Linked DNA regions of Mus musculus: region 2 is linked to region 1. Evidence: chromatin loops called from intact Hi-C (ENCODE). Cell type or tissue: gastrocnemius. All regions are shown on one strand.

What was found. Hi-C counts contacts between places; a loop is a spot of excess contacts. Peaks named below come from ENCODE experiments on the same cell type or tissue, not always from the same donor. Only the 100,000 strongest peaks of a DNase experiment are listed, where the experiment ranks them.
Region 2: it touches region 1 in a loop (2.1-fold over the local background); 2 of 42 quality-filtered maps call a loop at or near these places.

What each region holds. Positions count from the first base shown.
Region 1 is chr2:125,186,481-125,191,480 of GRCm38, reverse strand. Slc12a1 (solute carrier family 12, member 1) reads right to left here. Exons shown (of 27, transcript NM_001079690.2): 13 at 4,733-4,856; 14 at 3,213-3,314; 15 at 1,136-1,291. Among named protein-coding and RNA genes, the nearest start is that of Gm46760, 13 kb to the left of the region's middle. In gastrocnemius, a CTCF peak has its summit at 2,068 (motif pointing right); DNase peaks (open chromatin) are centred at 2,068 and 3,352.
Region 2 is chr2:125,027,849-125,032,848 of GRCm38, reverse strand. No RefSeq gene overlaps it. Among named protein-coding and RNA genes, the nearest start is that of Slc24a5, 38 kb to the left of the region's middle. In gastrocnemius, no CTCF peak of the experiment used is centred here; DNase peaks (open chromatin) are centred at 87, 828, 1,590 and 2,322.

The DNA.
Region 1 (5,000 bases):
CATACACCATGTATAAGCAGTCTTAGTCCTAGGCATTTACTCAACAAAAATGAAAACAGAGATCCACTTAAATTATATATAGATATAGATCCCAAAGTGAATATAGTTATATGCCCATCAACTGTCAATCAACAAAAGAGATGTATTGTGGTATGTTCATATATGATATGCCATTCATCCATATCAAAGGACAAATTGCTTATACATGCTACAGTATGGACTGGCTGTTACCATCTCTGCCTGGCTGGCAGAATAATGTCGGTGACACAATGGTGGAGCTGGGCTTCTGAATGCTGACTTCTGAGCCCTGGGTATTTCTAACTGTGCTCTCCGTCCTCCTGGGTTCTGAAGTTAAGAGCTGAAGTTCAGGCCTCAGTGTCCACAGTATCCAGATTACTTCTTACTTCCAGGACACCTCATGGCCCTTCTCTTGAGTCTTCAAGAACTCTATCTCTGTTAAGGCCGTGTGTGCATCTTCAGTTCACTCCTGTTCTCCACGGAACCTCATCCCTGCCCTGCCATTAACCACCTCCACATGGCCTGATGCCGCTTTAGAACTTACTTTGTTCATTCAACAAATATTCACTAAACTCACGCAGAGTAGTTGGCTCTGTGAACACGAGCTATGAACCCAGAGAGAGTTTTGAACAGCTCCGAGCTTGCTCACGCCTTGCCCTATTCTCAGCAGCGTGTTTACACGGCTCTTGTGATGCATTATGCTGTGCTATAGTCAACTGCCTCTCTGAGTCTGAGAGCTCCTTGAGAGACAGGGTCTTATTTCATTAGGACAGTGGAAGAAGGTGACAGAAGGAAACACTTGTGAGGCCTGAGTTCAGCTCGATCACACCCTGACTCTTATTTTGGTAAATGACCAACACTCTGAACTCCAATTTCTTTGTCTCTAAAACAAGCCTCCCATCACCAAATGCGCAGCATCACCGTGAGGATTAAATGAGCAGACAGCGTGTGTAGAGCTCCACGGTGCTAATCATCATTGTCCTTAAGTAACATAGCATTGTGATGAACTGCCTTGCACACACTACATGTAAGCACACGGAAGCTACATGGTAAACATACAAATGGATGGATAGAGACAGCCACGGAAGTCCATTCTAGGTGGCCTTTTTTCTCTTACCTGGCTTCTTATAAGTCACATAGATATAGAGGAATAACTCAATGACATAAGTGATGACAGCTGCCCACCAGTTGATGACAAACATGACTGCACAGCACAAAATCGCTCCAAAAAGAGATACCCACATGTTGTAAATCCCATATGCAGGCCTCCATCCTGGAAGGAGAAATAATAAAGAAAAACTGCACACATCAATGCTACTGTACCACTCTGTACTATAAAAGTGCAGTTAACAAATCCTCCTCTGGCATAAAATTGTAGTTTTTAGGTCCATGTCCTAGCTCTTAACTGTTTTTTCTTTTATGATCTTGCATCCTTGATCTACAAAAGTAGTATTTGTACCAAAGATGATGCTGTAAACGTTGGGAAATAGAAAGCGCCTGAAAAGCAGATGGTCACAGACGCCTCTGTGCTTCTTGTGAGTCCTGATTGTCTTCCCAAATTACCAAACCTCAAGAATATAAAATCAACACCACCAGGAAGCTAAGGGAAGAGGGTACATTGGAAAAAGTGGTGTCCTGGCAACAGGTGGGCAGAAGAATGTCCTGTCTTCCCGAGAGCTGGTTAGCTTTTGCTCCATGCACAGAGAAATAGAGGTAGCCTGCCTTACTCTTATTCTAAGAAGACGATGTTTGCTCCATCAGAAGCAATGAGCAATAATCTCACAGAAGAGGAGACATTTTGCTATCTGTGGTCCTTAGGCACAACACATTGATATGTACAGCATTAGATTTTAAAGTGTCTGTCACAGTTCCTATACACACAGATTTCTATGTTTTATTAGTTTTCTGAAGTGAAAGAGCCTAGGAAACAGCTCAGTCAGGATGGGAAAACCTGATTTGTAGGACACATTTGGTCACTGGGTCAATGCAACTTTAAATCTGGAGTCACTGCAACTCAGCGGGAGTCTGTCTAGAGGAGCAGTTCCCTCAATGACCACAAGGTGGAAACAGCACTCCAGGAACGCCATTAGAGAAGCCCCAGGTGTTCTTAGTTCTGCTTCCTCTCAGAGACAGAGGATGGAGGTCAGGTGGGTGGGGAGGGGAAGGGTGGATTTTGAGAGTCATTTTGGGGTTTGTGTATCTACAGGTGTCTTCCTGCATACTTTTTAAAAAATATTCTTCCCCTTTTCTCTCTTTCCCATTACTCCTTTCTACTCTTCTGATAATTGTAGCTGGCTTGTTTGGTTTTGTTTGTTTGTTTGTTTGGTTGGTTTTGGGTTTTGGGTTTTATTTTTGTTTTTGTTTTTGTTTTTAATAGCAAAACATGGCACAGGATTGTGGATTTGTGTTTAAAGACAAACCACACTACACTAAACATCTTCAGTTATTTTCTGTAACCCAGTGGCCTTGTGTGGACACAGGCCCCTCAGTCTCTTTGCAAACATCATTGTCAACACGCTGAGGATGGGGGCAAATCGTAAAAGAATACTTATTTAGTAGCTTGGAGGAAAAGTCTTCACAGTGAAGAACTTTCTGAGAGTCATATGACCCTCAGGTGACTTTCTGGAGGGGTCAGAAGGACAGTGGGAGCAAATGAGAGATGAGGGGTGATGAGCTAGGAGACAGCTCTTGGGTGTGGAATTTTAAACGATTTAAGACCACAGAGCAGTTGTGTACCGATGCCCCCAGCGTGGGCACGGCAGTAGATCTGCATTGCCCGCATTCAGCAGGTAATTATGGGAACCGCTCATCCTTCTCTTCTGCACCATGGGCAGGAAACAAATTGATAGTGAGGAGGTCTCAAATATATACATTTATTCCACTCCTGTGGTCACTTTTACCCTGGAAATAAATAGTGGTGTTTTTCTACTGCTGAAATAAATGTGGTTTCTCTTGCAATGAATAATTTATTGCCACAGGAGAAAATTGACTTTACGGTTGGTCAAAAAGGCCATTGCTCATATGATTCCTTTTCTATTTCGGAAGTCATCCCCCAACTCACCAAAATAAAGTGGATTATGCTGCCTACAAAGATATAAGAAAACATAAAAACACAGATTGAACACTTTTCACGGACTTATTTCATTTATCGAGACTAACTGTTTGCTTAGGCTTATGTTTTCATTTAGGCTTACCTGGAGATTTGGCATACGAGGCATGGAAACAGGAGAAATTAATAAGCGCATATGAGGCCAGGAAGAAGTTGGAGATGATGGGGGCAATGACATTCAGCTCGGCTGCAAGAGAAGAACAGTATGAGTGACATGTGTGCAGCGGGAGGGCGGCCGAGCAGCTGCTAAGGCCTGGAAGCGCCACTTTTCTGGAAATTGAAAACATAGCTCGCAGCTGTCAAAGTTTAAGAAGTTAGTGTTTTGTTTTGATTTTTTGTTTTTTTTTTCTTTTGAGACGATATACATACTTACAGCCGAGGTTTCCACGGAGTGAGACTCAAGAAAAACCTGCCAGTTAGAAAATAGACAATCCAAACCTCTGTCTCTACAAGAGCTAAGCACACCAACAACTCCTCTATAGCAGTTTCTGATGTACCAGGCCCTGGATTCCTTGTCTGCTATATAAACAGTCAAGAGGTTCTGTAGGACGGAAACCCATGCGCTTCTCAATGGTTTTAATGGAGATAATTTAATATATGCATTTTTAAAAAGTGGAATGTGTGATCATTTAAATGCTGAAGAAGAGGGCTGGTAAGATGGCTCAGTAGGTAATGGTTTGCTCAGCCAAACCACGTCACACAAACACACTCAGGCACTCACACACAAATGTAATAAAACATTTAAATACAGCAAAGGGCAACAGTTTGAATATTACGGTTAGATTATAATTGTTATATTACTGGAATCTTCATATAAACTATTTTTATTTATTTTCTTAAAAATCTAACAAATTTAATTGGAGTTATATGTAGCCCTTTTCCAACTGCATACACATTGTATAAGCCAAATAAGTTGCAGTTGCTCCTAGAGTTTCACATACAAAGGAGAACCCTTAGTTTGGTTTTGGTTAAGGGAGAGCAAGGATTGTATAGCTGACAAATACCTCTTTTCAAGATCATGTGGCTACTTCTAGATTGCTTGGGATTGAGAAAGGAAACAAAATCACAATCCAGGTAAGTGATTTTCAAAAGATTTAGTGTGTGTGTGGGGGGGGGGGACTGGGGGGCAGGGACTTGGAGAGCTTGTAAAACGCAGATTCCAAATCGTCAGCGATTCTAACTCAGCAGCCCTGGAATTGGGCCTGCAAAATCTAGACTTTCAGAGACACTCTAGTGATTCCGAGAGGCTGGTCAAGGAACTACATTTGTGGAAACATTGGCCTACATAATTCTGCTTGCCGTTTAGAGCTATCAGGCTAGTGCATAGAGCAGGAGCTGCCGTGGTGAGAGCATACTGACTTGAAGGGAGGGTTCGGTTGTATTTGGCTGGATGGGCTTCTAATATTCAGGTTCAGAGAACAGAAGGGTAGATTCTCCTTCACTTCCTCAAAGGTCCTCTTTACTAAACTGTCTCACTTCCCTCTTAGACAAACACTAGCATTCCCAGACGGAGTCTTAACCATAAACCTGCTAACGACTCTACGAGCAAAAGGCCGAGTAGTCAGAAGAGTCCTTGGCTTTCTGTAGTGCAAGAAAACTACACACCGATGAGAATGAATGCCATGGCTATCACAAAAGTGAGGAAGTACCCTCTCAGGGGCTCGTTGTTTTTCCCATAGCCCTTTGCGAAGAACTGCAGTCCTTTGAAGATGTTGTCCTTGCACAGAGCCTAATGGGAAAAAAGAGGAGACATTTGTCATTTGTATCTATGTGCACTCGTTTTCTCTAGGTGATTCCGAAAAGAAGATTTGGGAAAGATTAAGCGATGCACAATCCGAGGCGCACGTTAACACCGCGGCTCATCATTCTTTAT
Region 2 (5,000 bases), 160 kb after region 1:
TCTGCCTCTAGCAATCGATTCTGACAGGTGCAGAGCAGGGAGGGGAGACAGCATCACCATACATACAGCATCACGCAAAGCATTGTGGGATCGGCCCTCCCGCCTCATTCCCTGCGGGTACAGCAGATCGCCATTTCCCCATCGTCTTTTCTTCTGCTTGAACAGAGAAACCACCATGGCTCTCATTCCCTCTCCAGGGCCGTGCTTTTTAGAACACAGCAGTCAGAAAATGGTTAGAATGATTTGGAGTGTCTGGATCATCACAAGGTTTTGCAATAAAAAAATCCTGTCCTAGCTGCAATGCACAAAGGACCAGCCAGCACCGTGTCTCCAGATGCATGGCAGAAGGACAGCGCTTACAAGGAGCAAGCAGGCTGACTGATTCCTGAACATTACAAATTGGGCCACCTAGCCGTGGTGTGCTCAGCTGCAGACAATTCTAGTTTCAAGGTAGGGGAAATGAAAGATCCAGAGCCAGGAAAATAGACGACTTCTCTTTGCGTTTTAATGCCAATGGATACAGTTTCCAAATCCTAGCCCCGGCTCTTGCCAACTCCTTTGCATTTGGCTTTGGGTTTTATCGAGTACCCAGAGTGTTGTCTCACAAGCTTTCTGCTGAGTATCTAGACAATGCCTCTGGGGTGCTGCGCTGTGGCAGTTACTGCGCCACTGCCTGGGACATTGCAGAGGGTTCTGCTCAGTCATTTTTGTCCTGAAGCTTCAGGAAGACAGTTGGATCTGAGAGTGGAACAGATTTCAAAGAACGAGCATATCAACCTGTGAGGCCTTCTGCTGTGGTGGTGGCATATGCTGTCTTAGAACAGTGCCCATTTAACAGGCTGTGCCGGCGCAGGAAAGGATTCTGACGCGTGCTCGCCCTGACATGGTGCTGTGTGTGTGGAAGCCACGATAAAGTTGAGCAGCAGATGGAAAACTCCGAACCTTTTATTGGCCATATGTCACTTTTGAGTGTTGGCCAACAAACTAAATTTGTAGCTAATATATAATGATTTAGGCAGGGGGGGAAAAAAGAGCAGCCATGCTTTGATTCTCAAGGCTGCTCCTCCAGGCTCCCTTAGCCTGCCAGAGTTCCTGGATGCTTTCCTTTAACCTTGTACCATCTTCCTGAATCACCCCCAGGTGGCTTCATCTCCACAGCCCTCTGTGTGAGCCACCTCCAGCTTGGTCCGTTTCTCTTCTGTTTCTTCTGTGAAGACTGCAGTGTCAGACTTCTTATTACAATGATTTTTTTCCAAGTCGATAGGAAATGTTATAAGGAATGAGGCATCAACGTTTCTGAACTTCAGCCTGTTGGACAGTGTCTTTTGTCTCCTCAGACGTCTCCGTCAGTGCCAGGCTCTGCCATCCCTCTTAGGTGCCTACAGTGGCTCCCTGTTCAACCTGAAGTGCTCGTCCTTGGTGTGGACTTGTGGGAGGGAAGCACATCATGACTTATGAGGATATGACCCGAGAGGGAACTCCCCTGGACAAGTGCCACTCTTACTGTCGGAATCATCTAGGAAGAAATGATGGATGTCCAGGATAAAGAGACTGATCCACCTTCTGGCTCTTTATTCTTTTTGGCGCTTCTGACCCATGCATGAAAGTGCCAAGTTTCCAACCTCGGCTGCCATGGGCAGCCTGCCTGACTTTGTGCTTGTGGGCTCCCAGGAGAAGGACCTCCCCTGGTGCACTATGCTTTTGTTTCTGAGTTTGGTGTTGGCAACAGCCGGAAAGGAGAGGGGGCCTTTAAGCTCACAGGCCCGCCAATCACCAGCTCAACAATTCAATGTATCATTGCTATCATTGTCTGACCCCCAAATGATTCTATAGTTGATATCTTAACCAAATGCCACCTAAGTTTCAGCACACGAATTCCCACCTAACTCAGCCCTTTCCCATTATTTTTCAAAAGTCTGAGAGCAGCATGTGAATGAAAGGGCAGCAGAGCACATCAAACACAACAGTGTTTGTAACATCCGGAGTAAGGCGCATTAAAGAGAGAATAAAATCCACATTCATCATGGAAGCTTGCCTTTGTTTTCTGTTATTATGAAAAGAGGAAACAGGAACGCCTTTCCCGTGGGAGGCTCTTCAGTTATCTGTTCCTGGATACCGCACAGAAAATTGTAGTTTTAGTTTATGTCTTTGCAGGACTTAACTATCCTTTTAGGTCTGATCAACAGTTTTGTCCCGAAGCAACTTTACTTTGGGGATTTTTACAGGGTGGATGGAACTGCTGTGCAAACAGACAGGTGTGCACGACTACCCAGTACAGCATCTTCTACATAGGCGGGAGACTGGAACCCACCCAAGAGCTCAGCAATGGAGAGCAAAGTTATTGCGCTGCCATAGAGTGCTGTGCAGCTGTGTAGAACAAGGATGGCCTCCATATCCAGAGGACGGAGCTCCATGGCACATGCCTGTGAAAGTCAGACACAGAACAGAGTGCACGTGTCCAGGCGACATTTGTTTATTCTCGGAAAAAGATGCTTTGGAAGGATATATAGAGAATAGGGCGAGAAGATAAGAATGGATGGGGTGTAGGGGAGACAACACGCCAGTGGTTTCTTAATATCTTTGACTCTGCTCTGTGTACCCACTGTTTTGAAGCAATATCTCTCTCCTGGGTCACCTCTGGATAGTCTAAACGCCTCCAGCTTTCTTGGTTTCTCTGTCCACCGTTGACCACATGCTCCTTCAGTGTGAGGCAAGTCCAGTCCAAAATTCTGCTGCTCAGTGACTCAGTGTGCTGGGGTGGAGCTGAGCTCTCTGGCTGCCTGTTTGCTTTGCATGAATATTCCCGTGGCTGCATGGAAGAGGCTCTACAGTCGTTGGGAGAGGCACTACAATCATCTCCATTCTCCATCTGAGGCTGTAGAGGCCCAAAGAATGGACCCTGTCTTGGTTTATATGAGTCAGGGTTGTTGTCTCAAGATTTGAACCCCACATGGCTTAGCTCCAGTGTGAGTTGATCATGGTGTTCTATGTGTGAGTCGCACAGCTGCATTCCCCCGCCTTTCTGTCAGTCCTCGTCAGCTCTGCATTGGCTTGTTTCTACTACACTCTCCATGCTCATGTGTACACATCTTTACTGGATCTTCGCAAACAAGGGTGTGCATCCAAGGTCCCATCTTTATCCCTATCTCTCTAGTACCTATCTCCCATCTTCTTAGAAGAGTTTTGACTCACCTGGAGTGCTTACCTTCCAAGCCTATGCCTATTTATTTAGAAGTTCATTTACACCTGTCTGCTGAACATTTCATCTTGTTGAAACCCAAGGCATATCTTGCCTGGGAAGTATTCTCCTCACTGACATCTACTCTGAAGAAACCAGCAGATTCTTCAGTTCATATTGGAAGCTTGAAAAAGCTGGTTCTAATATCAGTGAATGTATCAGAAGCAGCAGCAACAGAGTAGATGAACTTGGAAGCAAGAATGAAGGGCAAGCAGGCAAAAAAAAAAAAAAAAAAAAAAAAAAAAAAAGCAAAAAGATCTTCCATGTGCTATTCCCCCCTTCCTTCCCCCTTCCCCTCTCCCTCCCTCTCTCCCTCTCTCCCTTCTTCCCTCTCTCCCTCCCTCCCTCCCTCCCTCCCTCCCTCCCTCCCTCCCTCCCTCTCTTCTTCCAGTGCTGGAGGATGCAACCCAGTGCATCATCACTGACATCTATCTCCAATTGTTTCCCCCTCTTAGTTAAAAAAGAAAAAAGAAGTGGGACAAAGTCTTCCTAAGTTGCCCAATCAAGTTTGGAACTCATTATGTATTCCAGGCAGGCCTTTGGAACTTGTAATTCTTCTGCCTCAGTCTTCATGGGCTATCATGGCCCCTCCACCCCTAGTCTTGCTTCTTTCCCCCCCAAATATCAGGGTACCTGTGAGATCAAGGGTTTTGAAAAATGAAACTTCATAGATGAAAGCCAAGCATACAGGTTACTGTAAAGCTGCCAATTCTCTGTGAATTAACTATACACCCAATAGAGTTTGAGGAAAAATACCAAGGACCATTAAATATTTTCCTGAAACTAGACACACTGGCATGAGGATTTTAGTGGAGAAACAAACTAACGAAATGATCCAGGTAAAATAGGAAAAGGAGGTGTGAAGTGGGGATGCAGTCCCATCAGCTGCTCACATTACAGAGCAATGCTTTCGAGATTCATATCTGTGCGCGAATACCCAGAACCATAAGAAGAACAGAACTGGGTCTGACCTTGGCGGTGCTGGAGATTTAGTGCTTAATAAAGGTTGAATATCTTCATCAGTGCAGAATAGTTTTACAATTTAATAAATAATGCTGGGACAATCGAGTAGCCATCTGGAAAATAATAAAGTTGTATTTCTCCCAACTCTTCCTAACAAAATGAGTGCCAGATGGACCATCAACATGGAAGTTTAACTGTCAAGGGGTCTAGAAAAACATTGAAAAACTATTTAATGGTCTTGGAGTTGAGAAGGCCTTTTGAAGCATGATAAAATTCAGGAGCCATAAAAAGAAAGATTAATACATTTAGCCATAAAAATCACCATGTAAGAAACACTAAATAAAGTTAAAAGGCAAATCCTGTACAGGTGAAAACATTTGTAACAACCAAGCCAGACAAAAGGCTAAACCTGTTAAGATATAACAAATGTCTAGAAATGCATAGAAAAAAGATCAGCTCGGTATTGAAAAGCATCCCAGCATCCCGGGGTTCTGCACAATTGTTGTGCATAACTAAAACAGCATTTTTAACCTAATAGTGTTAGATTTCTTTAACTGTATTTTTGACAAGTTTTTTTGGACAAGTGTGTGGGAACTTACACCCTGGGACAGAAAGTGGAGAACTCTGAAGAACACAGCATCTGGGTCTCTGTCAAAAGCTAGACCATGTGAAAGCCTTTACATATCTACTGCATACAGGGAATGTCTCTGACCGTCACATAGGCTCTCACAATTAAAGAAACCTGTACCTGGCGAAGCATAGAAATACATCCCCTGTAGCACCGAACATGGCAGTATGT